2 separate regions of the Homo sapiens genome follow, and region 1 is linked to region 2. A link is a contact called in ENCODE Hi-C or POLR2A ChIA-PET data. All regions are on one chromosome and are shown on one strand. Each heading gives the region's core, a stretch centred on a gene start or an enhancer-like site at or near the end of the contact. The rest is flanking DNA. Distances are from core to core; before and after follow the strand shown.

Region 1 (4,063 bases), core at 455-2,954, 140 kb after region 2:
CCCCTGCCTTGGCCAATGCGAGGTCCTTCCTTATCCCCACCATGGGGTCCATGGTCTATTTATTCTCGCCCAGCTCACCCTCTACACAGACACTGTCCTGGGTGCACACTCCTCCCTTCCCTCGCTGTGTACTTCCTTGTCCCCTTTTTATTTATTGGGCAGGGGGAGGGGGAGGGCACAGGCAAGAAGAGATTCACAGTGTCCTGGGGTAAGGGGGGGTTCACAGTAATCATGGTCTACTCCTCTTTCCGTGGCTGGGGGTAGACTTAATAAAGAGAGAAATTCAAGAACTGCTTGCTTTATTTAGGGGTAAGGGCAAAGAGGGAAGTAAAATGATGAAAGATTGGTTTAGAAGGGCCAGGCAGAGGCAGGGAAGAAGCAGAAACTCCCCTCTTCTCAGGTGACAGTCACAAAATCTTACAAAGGATCAAAGCTGGAACAACCCTCCCCTTATTTAAAAAAATTCCATAGCAAGTAACCATCAGGGCTGGAGCTCCTTCCAGTTTTTGAATCTTGAACACAGGTTTCCCCCACCAGAACGTCAAGCCCTGTGACCCAGGGGAGGAAGGAGGGGAGAGGATGGGCTAGTAGCGAGAGAGGCGACACATGTCACACTGGCAGGCCCTGGCCGTGAAGATCTCGAGCTCCTCCCTCCGGCTCCCCACACACTGCAGCTGTACTTTGACCTGCGGGAGAGGGGAGTCCGTGCTGCAGTCCCCTTTCTCAGGGCTGTCTAGGATCTCCATCTCTCTGGTCTTCCCGCGACCCCAGCGTCCATCCACCGGGCCCGGGCCCTCCTCACCTTCTTCAGGCCACTGATGGTGCAGCACTGAGAGACGGAGGTGATGTTGTGTCGGTAACCACTGGCCACCAGCACAGAGTACCGAGAAGGGAAGGCGCTGGACTCACAGTGGCCCACACAGGCCTGTGCCACGTGGGAGCCCTGGCAGGTGCCTTGGCGGTCACTTCGCACTGTCACATTGAAGGCTAGAAGGAGATAGGCAAGCAGTAGACGGCGCCTCTGCCAAGGTTTGCCTCGCCCCAGCTCCCGTTGCCTGTGCCTCAGTGTGGGGCCCTTTAGGGTGCTGCCTGCCCCACCGTCCACTCAGCTCTTTGCTCCCACCCAGAACCTCCACTGCTCCTAGCCCTCCGGTCCCAGAGGTACTCACGGTGCAAGTGGCAGCCTGGGATGACTGCCTCCTGGCCCCAGGCTTCAGTGACTGCCAGGACCAGCAGATAGAGGACCAGGGTTTGAGGGGACGCCATAGGCATCTGAAACACAGTGGGGAGATGTCTCTACGTGGGTGTGCAGGTGGGATGGCGAGTTCTTTAAATACTGCATTCCAGGTGAGTGAGCCAGGGCTGGCTGGTCTGACAGGTGAGGTGTGCCTGAATGGTGCTGCCTTTTCCCTGTATCTGCCTTTGTGTGTGTGTGTGTGTGTGTATGGGTGTGAGTGTGAGCAGCTGTCTCTGGAAAGGACCTGTGTGTCAGCCCTCTGTGCAGTGATTCTCCCTTCCCTGGAATTTTCTTCGCCATCTGGAGCGCAAACATCTTCCTCCCTCCATCTGCCCCATCTTGGCCTGCAGGGCCCTCGTCCACATTCCCAGACCCTCCCCAGAGCTCCTCCTGCCTCAGCGAGCTCACCACTTCCGAGGCCCAGGAACAGAGCGGCTTGCAGTTTTCCTGTGCCTCCTGCTGGTCTCCAGCTTGGTGCTGGCTCTCCAGGCTTTTATTTGCCAGCATTTTGGAGCCACGCCCTCTTGGAGATCGGCTTTCAAACCAGCCTCCCCTGCCTGAAGCCTCAGAGCGATCCCACCTGGGGGATCTTGCTCTTTGAGGTGCGGTCCTCGGAGAGCAGCTCCTGCTGCTTTCTGCTTCTTTCTGTCCAAAAAGCTACCCACAGCCCAGGCCTCGATAAGTCAGATGTGGAGAGAAGCCTAGGAGCTGGTGGAGTGTGCAGCGTGTGTGCAGCTGACGACACAGGGGTCAAGACTCTTGGCTGAGTTGTGGACACCTGGGTTCTCTTTGCTCTGTGACCTTGGACAGAACATTTCCCTGTTCAGGGCCTGATCACCCCTAACTTTATTATTATTTATTACTATTATTTTGAGAGGGTCTGGCTCTGTCACCTAGGCTGGAGTGTGGTGGTGTTATCTCGGCTCACTGCAACCTCCACCTCCCAGCCTCCCAGACTCAAGCCATCCTCCCCCTTAGCCTCCTGAGTAGCTGGGACCACAGGCACACCACTATGACCAGCTAACTTTTGTATTTTTTTGTAGAGACAGGATTTTGCCATGTTGCCCATGGTGGTCTTGAACTGCTAAGCTCAAGTGATCCGCCTGCTTAGGCCTCCCAAAGTGCTAGAATTACAGGCATGAGACACTGTGCCTGGCCACACCCCTAATTTTAAAACCACTAAACTCAGTCCTGCTTGCCTTTTTCTAACTGCAAAGGAAAGGGATTGGGGAAGGAGATTCTTAGGGACAAGGGAAATTATACCAGTGGAGGTCTCCTGAGATGTGCTTGGTGGCAGGGCCGGGGGTTTGGGGGTTGCTGTCTGTTTCAGAGTTGCATGGCCACGGTATCAGTGGATGATTCGCATCCTGTGCTACAGAGTAACGTTCTGAGCTGGAGTGCTCCCCTAGCCCTGGAATAACAGGGACCTGACTCCTGAAAGGGCCTGAAGTTATCAACCCCAGCAAAGCTGATCTATTTGTCCAACTCTGGTTTTATAGATGAGGCAACTAAGGCTCAAAGAAAGAAAGTTACTAAAAGTCACCCAGCTAGTTAATGTTAGGGCTGATTTCAAATTCAAATCTGCTGTCCATCCATGGTGCTAAACTACACTTGAGCAAGAATGTGGCAAGCTGGAGAAAGACCCCCAGGCAGCAGTGGCCAGAGGGGTTGGGGCAAGGTGGAGAGCCAAAGGAAGCCTGTGGTGATTCTGGGCAGCCCCGCTTTGGGGTCATTGCCTCACTGATCTGCTCAGAAAGAGCAGGGCCAGTCACAGACTGCTAGAGCTAGAAGGCACTTTATAACTCACCAAATCCTACCCCCTCATTTTCTGGATGAGAAAATAAGAGCTCAGCGGAAAACAACTTCCCAAAGCTTCACTGTAAGCTAGTCAGAGTCAGGGCGGGCACTCACAGCTCCAGATTTGGAGCTGTGCTTCTTAGCAGCTTTGTAAAACAGGCCATGTTTGGGACAGTCGAGTAAAGGCTGTAAACGCAATTTGAGAGGAAGTGATGTTACTAATGTCACTAATCCTTAAATTCCCACACCCTACGGTTTCCCCATCAGCCCCCATCCCCTCAAGACCTGGGTCCTTGTTTGCCAGGTCCTCCGCAGCAGTCCACCTCTTCTCTTCTCCCCACCAAGGGTGCAGGCAGCATAGCAACAGGACGCAGCGGGAACTCAGCAGTTCAGCCCCTGCTCTCCCACTCTTGAGGGGCACCCTCTGGCATGTGACAGATGATGGCTTCTGTTTAAAGCATTTGGGTGACAAGGCTCATTACCTTATGAGGTAGCCCATTCTAATATTGGACATCTCTAACAGGTAAAAAGTGACTCCTTTGTTGTGAGCTAAAATGAGTTTCCCTACATTTCCATAGATCATTTTGGTTCTCCACGGCCACATGAGGCTAAAGTGTCTATTACAGATCAGTCCTTTAGTTGAAGGCAGCTCAGGTGGCCAGGCCTTCTCCAGGGGTGCCAACCTGGATTGACTTCCAGTTAATCTGATAAACGAATCTGCATTACTGTCAAACAGTTAAAGGGATAGAGAGGTGGGAAACATTTTGTCTATGGAGAGGCAACCATTTGGGGCCAAACTGGAACTGGGGAAGAGGTCTCTTGGGTGAGCAGGGCTCAGGACAGTGAGTCTTGAAAGACCCCATTCCCTAACCTCTGGCACAAACTCACCTACCCAAAGTGATCCTGTGAATAGTAACCAGGTAGACCTAGGGAAGTTTCATGCATTTTCTCTGTATCTTGAGGGAAGCATTTGTTCTCTTTTACTCTATTCCACTAAATTCAATCAATAACTCTTCATAAATAATTTAT
Region 2 (3,658 bases), core at 959-3,458:
TCTAATGAACCCTTTTATGGAAGCCCAGGTGAAGCTTGTTGAAGGGAGGCTGTGGGCCCCAGACCCCACATGGCAGCCCTCAAGGTCTCTGTGGAGCCACTGGCTGTGGGGAGCCTAGTTTGGGAGCCTTGGCCCTCCCTGCCTCCCTCCCTCGGTCTCTCATGCACACACACCCACCCCCAGCAGCCTGGCCCTTCTGCTCACCAGGTGGGATGAGGATGTCGGGCGTCAGGCCAGCCTCCAGGGGCAGGACATGGAACAGGACGCGGCAGCCGGGCCCCTCAGGCCCCTCGGCCCCAACACACACCTGCGGCAGCTCCTTCCCATCCAGCACCAGCGGCTCCAGCATCCCAGCTGGGCTGGGCAGAGGGCTGGAGAAGTTCTAGGGGGCAGCAGGGATGCTCAGGTCTCCATTTCTCCCCCCAGAGCTCTGAGGGTGCCCTGGGCCTCCCCCCACCGCCCCTCACCTTCAGCAGCAGAAACTTCTGCAGCGGCTCATACCACTGCAGCAGGAGCAGGCTGGTGGGCAGGGCGGCCAGCAGGAAGGTGGCACCCGTGTAGGGGTTCCGCACTGGCAGGGGAGCAGGCAGTGGGCACCGGGCTGGGCCTGCGCTGCCCCCCACCAGGCCCCGCCCCACCCCGCCCAGCCCATTTCTTACCCACACGACACTGCAAGCAGCCTTTGGTGTCAGGAATCTTGGTGGACAGAGCAAAGCGCCTGTAGGGGTGATAACCAGGGCCTGTGTCTGGGATGCCATCCATGGGCAAGGCCCCTGCAGAGCCCTATGAGGTGGGCACTATCAGCTTCCCTCTTTACAAGTAAGGGACTGAGACTCAGAGACACAGAGTAACTTGCCCCAAGAACAGCTGGGAAAGGTGGAGGATCTGAAGCCAGTCTCCCAGCCCTGAAGCCAGGAGGGAGTGTCTCCATCCAGGCCAGGGGTTTGGGTCTCAGGATTGCTTCTAGCTCTGTGTGACTCCAGGCAAGCCACTTAATCTCTCCATGCCTCAGTTTCGTCATCTGTAGATTGGGGATAATGGCGGGCCCCACCCCAGAGAGTCACAGTGAAGGCTTCATGAGTTAATACAGGGGAGGTGCTCTCGGCAGTGCTGGGAATCGTGTGTGCTCACAGAGGGCCAGCTCCTATCATCCCATATTAGGACTTTCCACCTATTTTGAGTCACTGAAAGTCCTTGTCAGGTAAAGGCAGGGTATAAAGAAAGAAATGATGCCAGGTGCAACGGCTCACGCCTGTAATCCCAGCACTCTGGGAGGTCGAGGTAGGCAGATCACCCGAGGTCGGGAGTTCGAGACCAGCCTGACCAACATAGAGAAACCCTGTCTCTACTAAAAATACAAAATTAGCCAGGCGTGGTGGCGCGTGCCTGTAATCCCAGCTACTTGGGAGGCTGAGGCAGGAGAATTGCTTGAACCCAGGAGGCGGAGGTTGCAGTGAGCCGAGATTGTGCCATCGGACTCCAGCCCGGGCAATGAGAGTGAAACTCGGTCTCAAAAAAAAAGAAAAAGAAAAAAGGAATGAAGAAATGAGAGCATGGAGGGGCTGGGGAGGATGCAGGCTCCAGCCCCACCAGGTTGCACAGACTGCACACGGCCCATTTCACAGATGGGAAAACAGGCCCGGGGCAGTGAATGAACTTCAAAAGGCAAATGGCCTGCCCTCTGCTTCTCCAGCAGAGGCAACAGCCCTGTGGGGCCAGGGGGTGGCTTGCCTTGCTGTCGGGGTAGAAGTAGTGAGGAAAAGTTATCAGAGGGGCCGTTGCCTTGGCCACTGAGTGTCCCCTAACCCTCCAGGGGACCCTCTCAGCCTGTTTCTTCCTCTGGGGAATGGGGCTTCCTGTCAGCAGCCCTGCCACCTCCACCCAGTGGCCCATGTCCTGTTTGTACCTTCTGCCAGGACATGGAGGAAGCCAATGTCTGTCTCTCACTGTCCCTGGTCCTCGTCCCTCCCTCTCCCCACATTCCTCCCACTCTCCTCCCCATCTGGTCTTTGGATGGGACAAAAGCATATATTTTGTATTTGTTTTTTCTCCAAACAACTCCAGTTCTCTGTTCTTTGCATTCAAAGTGCTCACTGTGCCTCTGCCATTTCCCGAACACAAGCTCAAAGCTGCCTGTGACCTGTTGGGGCTCTGATGGGCCTGTTTCCTGTAGGTCCTGCGCCAAAGCAGACTCACTTGGGGACTGAGCTCAGGAAGCCCCAAGGCCACCGGGCTCCAGATGTGGTCCTGGAGTGAGCACGTTGCAGGAAGGGGGCTCCTGAGCTCCCCAGCTGTTGCAGCCACTGGCCTGGCCTCCCCTACCCTCTGCACTCAGTCCACTGCTTCCCACACCACCCACCTGGTCATGACAATGTCGGGGGCCCATAGCCCAGGGCCCCTCCCTTCAGAGCCCAGCCCCACCAAGCCATGGACTGACGCAGGTCCCACTTGCACATCTAATAAGCATGTTCATGCAACAAAATTGAATTCAGCTCCCCCTGAAACTGCTCCACCTTCAGCTGATGACAGCTGCATTCTTCCTGACACCCAGGCCAAAAACCTTGGAGCCATCCTTGACTCCTCTTTCTCTTTCATCAGGAAATCCTACTGGCTCAACTTGCAAAAGAGAATCAGAATCTGACTGTTTTTCTCTTCTGTTTTTCTTTTTTTTTTGAGACGGAGTCTTGCTCTGTTGCCCAGGCTGGAGTGCAATGGTGCGATCTCGGCTCATTGCAACCTCCGCCTCCCAGGTTCAAGCTATTCTCCTGCCTCAGCCTCCCGAGTAGCTGGGATTACAGGCGCCCGCCACCATGCCCGGCTAATTTTTGTATTTTTACTAGGGACGGGGTTTCGCCATGTTGACCAGGCTGGTCTCGAACTCCTGACTCAGTTGATCCACTCGCCAAAGCCTCCCAAAGTGCGGGATTACAGGCGTGAGCCACTGTGCCTGGCCCCCAGGCAAACTCTTAACAGCTCCCCAGCTCACCAGGCTGCTCCGCCCCAACACATACTAACATATACTTGCTCTTCCCCCTGCCTGGAGTGCCATTCCCTACCTCACCTGCCTAGAAACCCTGACACACTTTCGAACCTCCCAAGCTTGCCCGGTCTCTGAGGCCTCTCCACACCTCCCAGCTCTCCCTCTAACTGGACCTCAGTACCGGCTGCTAACTGTCCACATTTCCCTTTTTCTTTTTTTTGAGACAAGGTCTTGCTCTGTTGCCCAGGCTTCAATGCAGTGGTACGATCGCGATCACAGTTCACTTCAACCTCAACCTCCTGGGTTCAAGCAATCCTCCCACCTCAGCCTCCTGAGTGGCTGGGACCACCAACACACAACGCCATGCCTACATCACCATGCTCAGCTAAGTTTTCGATTTTTTTTTTTTTTTTTTTTGAGATGCAGTCTCACTCTGTCGCCCTGGCTGGAGTGCAGTGGTGCAATCTCCACTCACTGCAACCTCTGCCTCTAGGGTTCAAGTGATTCTTCTGCCTCAGCCTCCCGAGTAGCTGGGACTACAGGTGCGCACCACTACACCCAGCTAATTTTTGTATTTTCAGTAGAGACGGGGTTTCACCATATTAGCCAGGCTGGTCGTAAACTCCTGACCTCATGATCCGCCCACCTCGGCCTCTCAAAGTGCTAGGATTATAGGCC

Evidence for each region. A loop is a pair of places that touch in the nucleus more often than their neighbours do. ChIA-PET counts read pairs that join two places held with the same protein, here RNA polymerase II (POLR2A). Pooled maps may share reads with other maps.
Region 1: a map of endothelial cell of hepatic sinusoid shows a loop between it and region 2 (7-fold over the local background). The contact joins the promoter of GPHA2 here to the enhancer-like site in region 2. A Hi-C loop is called at or near these places in 1 of 168 maps with a recorded cell type or tissue (endothelial cell of hepatic sinusoid), 1 of 37 single-sample maps with no recorded cell type and 11 of 50 pooled maps. POLR2A ChIA-PET finds 5 or more read pairs at or near these places in 7 of 52 experiments (B cell, BJ, CD8-positive, alpha-beta memory T cell and 4 more).

Annotation. Positions count from the first base shown.
Region 1 is chr11:64,934,189-64,938,251 of GRCh38, forward strand. It overlaps GPHA2 (glycoprotein hormone subunit alpha 2), which reads right to left and starts at 1,705. Exons shown (of 4, transcript NM_130769.4): 1 at 1,646-1,705; 2 at 1,170-1,272; 3 at 803-987; 4 at 283-686. The coding sequence starts at 1,272. The coding sequence ends at 585. It overlaps PPP2R5B (protein phosphatase 2 regulatory subunit B'beta), which reads left to right. Exons shown (of 14, transcript NM_006244.4): 14 at 1-287. It overlaps MAJIN (membrane anchored junction protein), which reads right to left. Exons shown (of 11, transcript NM_001037225.3): 11 at 4,042-4,063.
Region 2 is chr11:64,791,705-64,795,362 of GRCh38, forward strand. MAP4K2 (mitogen-activated protein kinase kinase kinase kinase 2) reads right to left here. Exons shown (of 32, transcript NM_004579.5): 25 at 660-718; 26 at 468-571; 27 at 205-382. Among named protein-coding and RNA genes, the nearest start is that of MAP4K2, 9.7 kb to the right of the region's middle. Within about 2 kb of position 2,209, at least 2 of the 41 ENCODE cell types and tissues checked have a DNase peak (open chromatin) inside an H3K27ac peak, as active enhancers do.